Linked DNA regions of Homo sapiens: region 1 is linked to region 2. A link is a contact called in ENCODE Hi-C or POLR2A ChIA-PET data. All regions are on one chromosome and are shown on one strand. The core of a region is the stretch at or near the end of the contact, and the rest is flanking DNA. Distances in the headings are between cores, read along the strand shown.

What was found. Hi-C counts contacts between places; a loop is a spot of excess contacts on that map. ChIA-PET counts read pairs that join two places held with the same protein, here RNA polymerase II (POLR2A). Pooled maps may share reads with other maps.
Region 1: a map of endothelial cell of umbilical vein shows a loop between it and region 2 (2.5-fold over the local background). The contact joins the promoter of LIN28B-AS1 here to the promoter of HACE1 in region 2. A Hi-C loop is called at or near these places in 3 of 168 maps with a recorded cell type or tissue (chondrocyte, endothelial cell of umbilical vein and naive thymus-derived CD4-positive, alpha-beta T cell) and 9 of 50 pooled maps. POLR2A ChIA-PET finds 5 or more read pairs at or near these places in 13 of 52 experiments (A549, A673, H1 and 8 more).

Annotation. Positions count from the first base shown.
Region 1 is chr6:104,939,250-104,943,965 of GRCh38, forward strand. LIN28B-AS1 (LIN28B antisense RNA 1) reads right to left here and starts at 1,278. Exons shown (of 3, transcript NR_046407.1): 1 at 1,129-1,278; 2 at 929-964. It also overlaps a transcript of LIN28B not described here. RefSeq lists an enhancer at 1,500-2,334.
Region 2 is chr6:104,858,364-104,863,083 of GRCh38, forward strand. HACE1 (HECT domain and ankyrin repeat containing E3 ubiquitin protein ligase 1) reads right to left here and starts at 1,556. Exons shown (of 24, transcript NM_020771.4): 1 at 1,204-1,556. The coding sequence starts at 1,279. It also overlaps the pseudogene LOC100422315. RefSeq lists a silencer at 985-1,614 and enhancers at 1,237-1,736, 1,351-1,645.

The sequences.
Region 1 (4,716 bases), core at 28-2,527, 81 kb after region 2:
ATGATTATAACTAAGAATTGTATCTGAAAGAATCCTCTGTACTACTTCGCAAAGTAATGTAAGAAATACTTTACATACTTGCCAGTGAAAAGGCATCTTTAAAGTAAGTGGTATTCACTCCACTAGCTCAATGGAAAGTTGAGCAGCCATCCAGGGAATTTGCTGAAGGTGGTAGCCAATGTGGAAAATTCTTAGGAGGGGTCACAACAGGATTTTGCTTCTGATCAGTTTGTCTGCATTGATCTCACTCCCAGGCCAGAGATGCTTTTTTCTAGACTGTGGTTACCCTTGATAGATACATTGGTTTCTTAATCCCAATCCAGAAATTGGAAGGGAGAAATGTATCATCACACAGCAACGGTTTGGAGATTTGCCTTTTAGTCATACAATAGTAGCCAGTGAACTGGCCTTTATTAGTTACTTTCAAATGAAAGTGTTTTCATTTGAAAAGTTTTCCACTTTTAATTTGATTTCCTATATTTTAAATTTTTGAACAAATTTTTAGTTTGCTGAAATATTTAATCCCTTTAGTCAGTTCCACAGAACAGTCCAGATTACAAGGCGATATTCGATTTTTTAGCTGGTCAGATAATGATTGACTAGTACTGTTTAGTTCTGAAAGTCTGATGAGAAACTACCCAAAGTATAAGAAAGAACTATAAAATTATCAGGTAGAAAATTATAGGAGAGAAAGCAGTGATATTTTGGGAACATATACCAAAATACCAAGCTAAATATGTGTATATATCACAGTATTTTTGGCCCCAGATCTTGTGGCTCTTTGAGTGATGATGATTAAGTTTGTATCATCCAATTTGACGTTGAGTATCTTATTGTTTAGGAAAAGAAACAGCTGACAGTAGGTTCCCCAAACTTCTGGCATTGTCTACCATGCTCACTGGATTCTGAAATACATGACTATTATTACCTTGAATTGTGCTGTTCGGAATGATGTCCAGGGCATCTGTAGTAAAAGAAAAGAAGACCTGGGCTTCAGATATGATTTTGTTACCTTCTTACAGTTTTACCGCACCAAGGTGTCAGGTTGGGGAGCAAGGAGTAGCATCGTCCCGCCTCCCTCCAGTCGCACCCTAGGGACCGCCATGTGAGCTTCCCTCCCAGACTGACGCTGCGCGCGGAGAGCCGGGAGTCACAGGCCCAGGCACTCGCAGCCTCCACCAGAACAAACGGCGGCAGCGGCCGTGCGCGCCCACGGCCTGCGCGGGGACGCGCTTCGGGGGTTCGGGGGCGCCCGCGGTAAAGCTCCACCGCGGCCGCGCTCGCCCGCCCGGCCCTGGAATGAATGGAAGGTTCAATCTCGCGCGCTCGGCGCCGGCAGCCAATGACGCGGCCGGTAGCGGCGGCGGGCAGGTGTGCGCGTGCCGCCGGCTGACGCAGGGCTCCAGTCGAACCGCCTGGTGCCGCCGCCGCGCCCCGCGCTCCCCCACCCGGCTCAGCCCCCTCCTCCCCGCGCCCCGCCACTCGCCGGGCTGCGGCGGCGGAGTGGTGGCGACAGCGGATTCCGTGCCCGGTGGCCGCGCGCCGCCCGGCTGTTCCGCGTCCCCTTGCCGGCTCACAATGTGCTGACCCTCCCGGCCCCGCCGCGCGCCTCACAGGTCTCTCGACCTCCGCGCTCCCTCAGGAAGTGACAGACTCCAGGCCCCTTCCTCCGCCCCGTCCTTCGGGACTGAACGCCACACACGTCCTCACACCCTCTCCCCCTCTCACACCCAGGCTAGCGACGCGACCATGAGGCCCCGGAGGTAAGCAGCCGGCCCCGCGGCCGCGCGAGTGCGAGCGTGGCCGGGTGTGCGTGCGGGTGCGGACGCCGCTCGCGGTCCCGAGTCTGGCACGTGAGCAACGTCGAGGGGAGCTCCGTGCTGAGGAGCAGGAAGAAAAGAGGAGGCGCGAGCGCCAGGGAGGGGCGAGGACTGGGCACCGCGGGGAAGTGACAGGTCTCGCAGCAAGTTGCGGTTCGGAAGCCGGCGCGCCGCGTCTTTCCTTCGCCGGCCCTGATTTATTGCCCCGGTGCTGCCGCTAAGACGCGGGCAGTCGATGTACTTCCGGGTTCACACCTTTCTCTCCCCGCTCGGTGCTGCTGGGTCGGCGCCCGGTGTGGGCACTGCGTTGCCACAGCGGCCGCCCAGGCTCGCCGCTGCGGTTGCTGCCGGGCGGCCAAAGCCGGCTTGGAGCGGGAGGGCGGGGCGGGGCAGGGCGGGGGCGCAGGCCACGCGGGGGCGCAGGGCGCGAGGGTGCGGCGCAGGCTGGGGTCCCGGCGGCGGGTCCTCGCGGCCGGTGCCGGCTCGTCTGGGACGCACGGGGCCGCGCCGCCAGAGGGCGTGCGCACCTCCCTTTCGCGCTCCGCAAGCCGAACTGCTTTGTACCGGGCAGGCGTCGGGGATCGTTTTTGCTTTGGTATCGGTGATGTAAATTCATGAATTAAAATTAAGGATTTTGAAAAGAACGGGGAAGAACGCACTTGGATTTAGGTTGTTTTTGAAAAGGAAAAACCAAAGAGGAAATGATACGTTTGCAGGAGCATTAACTGACTACTGACTGGAACATTGGATGCGGGTGCTTTGTGAAGATTTGTACTCCAAAAACTTTTTTTAAAAATTGCACGTTGGTAAATATTGAGTGTTTTCGAGTAAAATCTAACAGTATGTATTTAGTGCCCTTATTGCGGAAATTTCTTAAATGTAAGTAATAGTAAGTCCGCCATTTTGAATTGTTTCATGTAACACAGAATGAAATCTTAGGTGCCTGTGTTTCCTTGAGTTCCCTTCAGTTCTTTGTGGGTTTGTTTTCATCCGTAGGTTTTTAAGGTTGCCAAGTGTCACTGTTCATGGAACTAAATTCTCCACTGTAGATTTTTATACCTATTATTGTTAATGCAAGGGGAAAATAAATTATACTCCTATTCTATTGTAGTTTTTTATTTATCGATCACAAATACTGTGGAAGTGAAAATTACACCTGACAACTAGTATTAGAATGAATTTAAAACGTTTTACAACATTGCTGGGAAAATATGACTTAAAGTGATTTTTAATCAAGAAAATATTAATGTTTCTTTTTTTGGTGCTGGTTATTACCATATTTACTTAGATAATGCAAAAGTGCTTTTTTAAAAAGCACATTTTTACGTCCAACAATAAGTATAAAACATCACAGTTTTATGAAAGCTTTCAGGGAAGATTTGAAAGTTAAGGGTGAATTCTTGGAAATATATGCCAATTTGTATGAAAAAATAAATTTGCTATGAAATTTATGCCTTTTTTTCTTCTGCTGTGAATTTGCATAGATTTTATAGAGGAGTCATATGATAAATTAACAGAAGAGAATGTAATAATCAGTATTCCATTTTCAATAATAATTACACCCTTGTCCATCTTAGGGAAGGTTCTTGCCTGCCAAATTATTTATCTTTGCATGTATGAAACACAGCAATCCAGTGTGCTTAATTTCCTACAGAGCTTTAGAAATGAAACTGACACAAGGCCTCTTCTACCAATGAATAAAAAAGTTTTATTTGACTTTTCCATTTTACAAGTAGGATCAGCTAATCTTTGCTTTACAATATAAGGTCATAAAAATTTAAGGAATTGGATCGGGTTGTAATGCATATTGGTTTTTGGTAACTTTATAGGTGCTTCTCAATAGATCTGGAACTAAATGATTCAATAATTATATTCTCATTAATCCTTGTCAGACTGTATGGTGTCTTACTATGTATGTTCTCTGCTAGACTTCAGAAACAATAAAAAGTTTGTTGTGAAATTAGTCAAGATTTAAATTTAAAAATCGCTAGGTTGTGAGGCGAGGTATGTCAATCTTATACTTTGTAAGGGAAGCAAATCGAGATTTAAAATAGTAGTGCTCAAAGTTAGTCTTCAGAATAACTTGTTTTTAAGTTTATTGCACATATAAATCCCAAAATACGGTGAATTTAAGTTTGGCTTTTTTTTTCCGGTTTACTCTGAAGAAAGAGAAGATTAAATAGATCTTACCTGCCTAAAAGTTTGATAATGCTTGGTATCTGATCTGGTAACATGATTAGGGTTTTGTGACACACTGCTGTCATAATTTACAAATCATGATTAAAGGAAGAAAATAAGTTATTAAATAAAACATGTATGAATAACAGTCTTCAGGTGTGAGTGATGTCTCTTTAAAAATAATTGAAGCGCTAGGCACAGCTACCAAATTTGGGGACTGTATTAGCAAGTTCAGGTCAGGAAATGATCTATAAACATTTATCTTAATCCAAAGTTGCATTGATTTAAAAAATGAAACATGGGCATACAGGGATGAATCAATTTAGAAGTAATTAAATTATTGATTATGAAAGTGGCGTTACAAATTTTTGGACAACTAAAGCGTTTTCTTATTAGGTATTTTTTAATAGAATTTAATTTTCTTTTAAAATTCTCAGATACTCAGTTTTTTTTGTTTAAATACTTTTGAACCTGTACCTTATTTCCTTGACTTTTAAAGGGACTGTATTTTCTTTACAAATAACTACTGTTTTTGATGAACCACAAAGTAAAGTATTTCTAGCTTGCCAAGAAGAACAATGGAAATTCTTTACATTCAAATACTTCAGGTTGATTTATATGAATAAGTCTTCGAATATATGAAATACAGAATCTCATTGTTTTGAGAAACTTGCCCACCATGTACTTGTATACATGTACATTATTGTGTTGGATTTCT
Region 2 (4,720 bases), core at 306-2,805:
AAATCTGAATTCTAAATAGAGACTAGAGACCATTTTTTCAAGAAGATTATCCCCAGGCCAGGCGCGGTGGCTCACATCTGTAATCCCAACACTTTGGGGGGAGCAGGGTGCGGATCACTTGAGCCCAGGAGTTCAAGACCAGCCTGGGGAACATAGTGAGACCTCATCTCTATAAAAGAAAGGAAAGAAAATTATCGCCAAAGTACCCAATCCCACATTTCTTTCATGACCGTCTGCCAAGGTCTCCTTCCCTATCCTACAAACCACCCAGCAGCAATTCAAAGAGAGTTTTGAAAAAGTAAGATAAACTACTACAATTAAGAAAAAAGCTATTCACCAGCTACAACCTCCTCCCAACCCTTCTCTCACTTGGGCATAAAGAGCCAAAAGCTTCTTAGAAGCAGCACTGCTGTCTCCCATCACCACTAAAATGTCTGAATTCCTGACGCTGCAAACAAAACTGCTTATTTTCTCTCCTTGTTATTAGCAGAGTTTTACCTGTCCTGAGGGAACCCTGGCACGCTGAACTAAAAGTCCTGATCCTCAGGGACCATGCCTTATTCCTCTTTGCAGATGCGTCCTAGTTACCAGCTAGCCCACTCAATACTAGTCTGATGAATAAATGAAGAATGAAGGCAGGCATGCATATTAAAGAAAAATATATTGTGTTTACCCATACAGTACTTTAAGAGTACCTGTTTGATGTTTGACAACCCTTTGTTTGCCTGTTATCAAAACAAGGCAGTGCCCCACATTTTAAAAAATAACAAAAATAAAAGCCCGCCTGGCCCCCCGATGCAGCTTAAAGTAAACAGTATCTTTGGATCATCTCTATCCCCAGCTACTGTTAAATGACCCGCAATTATGATGTTTTCTGACTCCGGGTCTCGGGCCTCCGGCTGGTATTCCTGCCCCTTTGCCAAGACCCCTAATCGACAGACGTTGCGAGACCTTTGTCTCGCTCCTCCCAGCAGCGGAACCCCCACCAACCCAGTTTCCTCCCGAAAACTCCCACCTGCCGGGGTGGGAGCGTCGGGCCAGGGGAGTTCGGGGCCCGGGGCCGCCTCTCAGCTCTGGAAAGTAAAAGTGGGCGTTTTCTCAGCTTTCAGTTAGTTTTTCCACCCGACCTTGACGCGGCCGGAGCTCCTGCCCCACTGGCCGCCCCCAGCCCCGCGGCCAGCCTGGCCCCGCGACCCGGCTCACCCTCGGGCAACTCCACGGTGCGCGCGCGGCGCAGCGAGCGCGTCAGGCGGTTGAGTTGCTCCATCGCTCTCTCCATCCTCGGCGCGCCCTCCGCGATCCTCCGCGATCAGCCGCCCCACCGGCGGCCTCCGCGCCCAGAGCCCTACATCTCGCCTGGGCCCGTCCAGCAGGCGGAGACGCGGGCTTGCCCCGGCTAGAGCACTGAGCTGCGAGGGCTGCCTGGGGCCACGTCCTGCGTCCGGGGGCCGGGCTGCTGCCGGACCGACCACCTACAGTACACCCGCCGCCGCCTCTGCTCGCGCCTTTCCTGCAGCCCCCGCCGCCGCGTCCCTCCCGGGCTCGCGTGGCCTTCTGGGAACTGTAGTTTCCAGCTGGCAGAACGGAGCGCCCTGGGCGGAGTCACGTTGGGGGCGCCCAGGCCACGCCAACGCGGGCGCAGGGCTGAGTATGCGGGAAGCCACGCAGCGACTGGGCGTACTCCTAAGCTTCTGGAAAGGCATTCTCACGCCCTGCTCCTCCTACCCTCCTCCAAAGTTGTACAGGAGCAGTTTCCTCCAATTCTATAACTTTACTATAAAACAGATTAGAAATTGGCACAATTGTTCTTAAATCCGTCACCACCTTTCTAGTACTGTATTAGTGCCTTTGTTTCAGGTACCCTACATGAACTGTTTTAAGTATGGTATTTTCATATGTCAAACTTAAAGAGTAATAAAATCAAACAAATCCAAAAGCATATTGTGCTTTTGTCTTCATTGTAAATAACTTGACAATAGCTTAATTAGTTGTTTTTCCTGCCGGGCGGCTTTATGAGGGCAGGGACATTTAATCTTGAACTGTGTTGTATCCCTGTACTTAACAAGGCACCTAGCACAAAGTTAAAGCTCTGGGGAAGATATGAATGATGACAACCTGAAAAAATTTTTTCATTTATTTGGTACAATGCTAAAGTGTCTATGTGATGACACAGCCTAGTGGGAAATCCAAAGGATTTGACTTTGTAAGTTACAAAAAATTTGGATACCTACATTGTGGAAGAAATGAACTCAGTGGCGAAAAATCATATTCATAAGCTCTGCACAGAAGTTGAACACTTGAAACAACAGAAGTTGGAACTTCAAAAAATTAACCCAATCAAAGGGGTAAATGTGAGCCTGGCTAACACCAATATATCTTGGATATATTACCAGTGCCAAGATGATGCTGGAGTGAGGGAGAAACAAAAGGCTTGTCTTTTTCAGCTTCTCTTCCTCAAAGAGACAAAGCTGTTCCTGAAATGAATGGGCACATGTACGTTGATGATGTATGTTGGCTGGCCAAGTGAAAGAGAGTCTCACCTGCCCATTCAGGATATGAAGGGGCAGATGGTGGTTGGCATGTGTTTTCCCTGCCAGTGCCGTCCTAAATCAGTTCCAGCTAGTGACCATTTGTGCCAGTGGTGCCACAGGCACGGGGAAGACCTCTGTAATCTTCACCTAATCAGATGATACCTAAACCAGTCTGGCAACAAGGTGGTAGAGGTCAAAGTTTCAAAAGAATACCAGAGGCTGGGCGCAGTGGCTCATGCCTGTAATCCCAGCACTTTGTGAGGCCAAGGCAGGCGGATCACTTGAGGTCAGGAGTTTGAGACCAGCCTGGCCAACATGGTAAAACCCTGTCTCTACTAAAAATATGTATATACAAAAATTAGCCGGGCGTGGTGGTGTGCCTCTGAAATCCCAGCTACTCGGGAGGCTTAGGCAGGAGAATCGCTTGAACCCGAGAGACAGAGGCTGCAGTGAGCTGAGATCCTGCCATTGCACTCCAGCCTGGGTGACAGAGCGAGACCCTGTCTCAAAAAAAAAGGAAAGGAAGAAAGAAATACCAGACGTTATGGACCAGTCTAGCCCAGGCTCAACCATTTGCAACCTGGCTTCAACTAAAAATGTTCCAGTCTTGCTTGGCCTCTTATGCTATTCAAAAAGTCAGGATTCCCACTGCTGTACAGAAGTTGGCCCCTCAGCTTCTCTCAGCTGCTGTTATCACCATTGCTCTCTAGGCTGTTGCTCCATATAAATTACCTCCAACGTCCTGTGAGGACCAAGCCTGGAGTTTGTGGGCAGGGGTAGGAGCCCCCAGCAGCCTCCATGGTGGGCATTGCATCTCATGCTGGTCACTGTTCACCACAGGAGCAGAAGATAATGGAACAGGTAATGCTGATGTGAATTGTCAGTTCCAAATTCTGCAATATGATGCCGTCTCCCAATAGCTCTGCTTCAAAATGTATAAAGCTGCAGTACTACTATCAGCTTATCACCTCCTGTCCAACAGAACTTTCTGCAATGATAGAAATATTCTATAATCTGCAATGTCCAAAATAGCATCCACTAACCAAATGGGGTTACTGGGTGCTTGAAATGTGGCTGGTGCAACTGAATTTTAAATTTGTATTAAAGTATAAGTAATGAAACTAATTAAGTTAAATAGCTGTATGTGCCTTGTGGTTACCGTATTAGACAGGGCAACTTATCACACCAAGAAGAAAGCTGCCCAGGAGAACACCAAAACAGCTAAACAGCTTCTTATAGATTATTATTAGCTAAAGAGTAGATTTTCTCACCTGTCACCAACACCAAAAACATCAAGTGGAAGTTTCAAAAGGGCACTTTGTATCATAAGTTCCATTAACAAAAGCGTAGAGTTTTTCACTAATGATAACCCAGGTTCTTCTGTGGCCCAGACAGTTTCAACTTTCTTTTTTGTATATCTGGTATTTTTTTCTTCCTGGAAATTGGTTTTATTGAAGATTCCCAAGCATTAAGGGAAAGAGAAGAGAAAAACAATCTGTTCAACAAAAGGCAGGAAATGGGTGGGAAGCAAAGAAAAATGGTCATAAAAACAAAACATAAAGTAGCAGTAGAAATAAATCTAAATATATCCATGGTCACAGAAAATATAAACAGAGTAAACTCAATGTTTACTCTAAAACATAGAGGTCTTAGATAGTGTGTTAAAGAAAAATAAAAATGGAGGCCACAGTTTAGATATACCCAAGTCCAACTGTGTATAACCACAAACCAAAACTCATCATCCTCATTTCCCCAAAACACCATCTGTAATAATAAACACAAAACGCAAGGTTTATATCCTTGTCAGCATGATTCAGTGAAACTAAGCCAATCAGCTATAGACAAATCAGCTTAAATAGTTTCCCTAAAAAAATTAATGTATAACAGACAATCATGAAAAAAGGCCAAAGTACTTCATCTTTACGCTTTATAAACTGTACGGGAAATGCAGTAAGGCAAGCTTCTCAACACTGACTCAAAATATCCTGGATCGCAATTTGTACTTGATCTGATTTATTTCTTACATCTGAAAAGATCAAATAAAACAGCTATTTGCTGTTTCTAAGGGACCACCATTTCCAAAAGGAAATGGAAAAAAGGGATACCATAGAAAATATTAGCCAAATAAATGTGATATAAAAATATATCAGGGTTCTCTAGAGAAACAGAACCAGTAGAATGTGTGTATA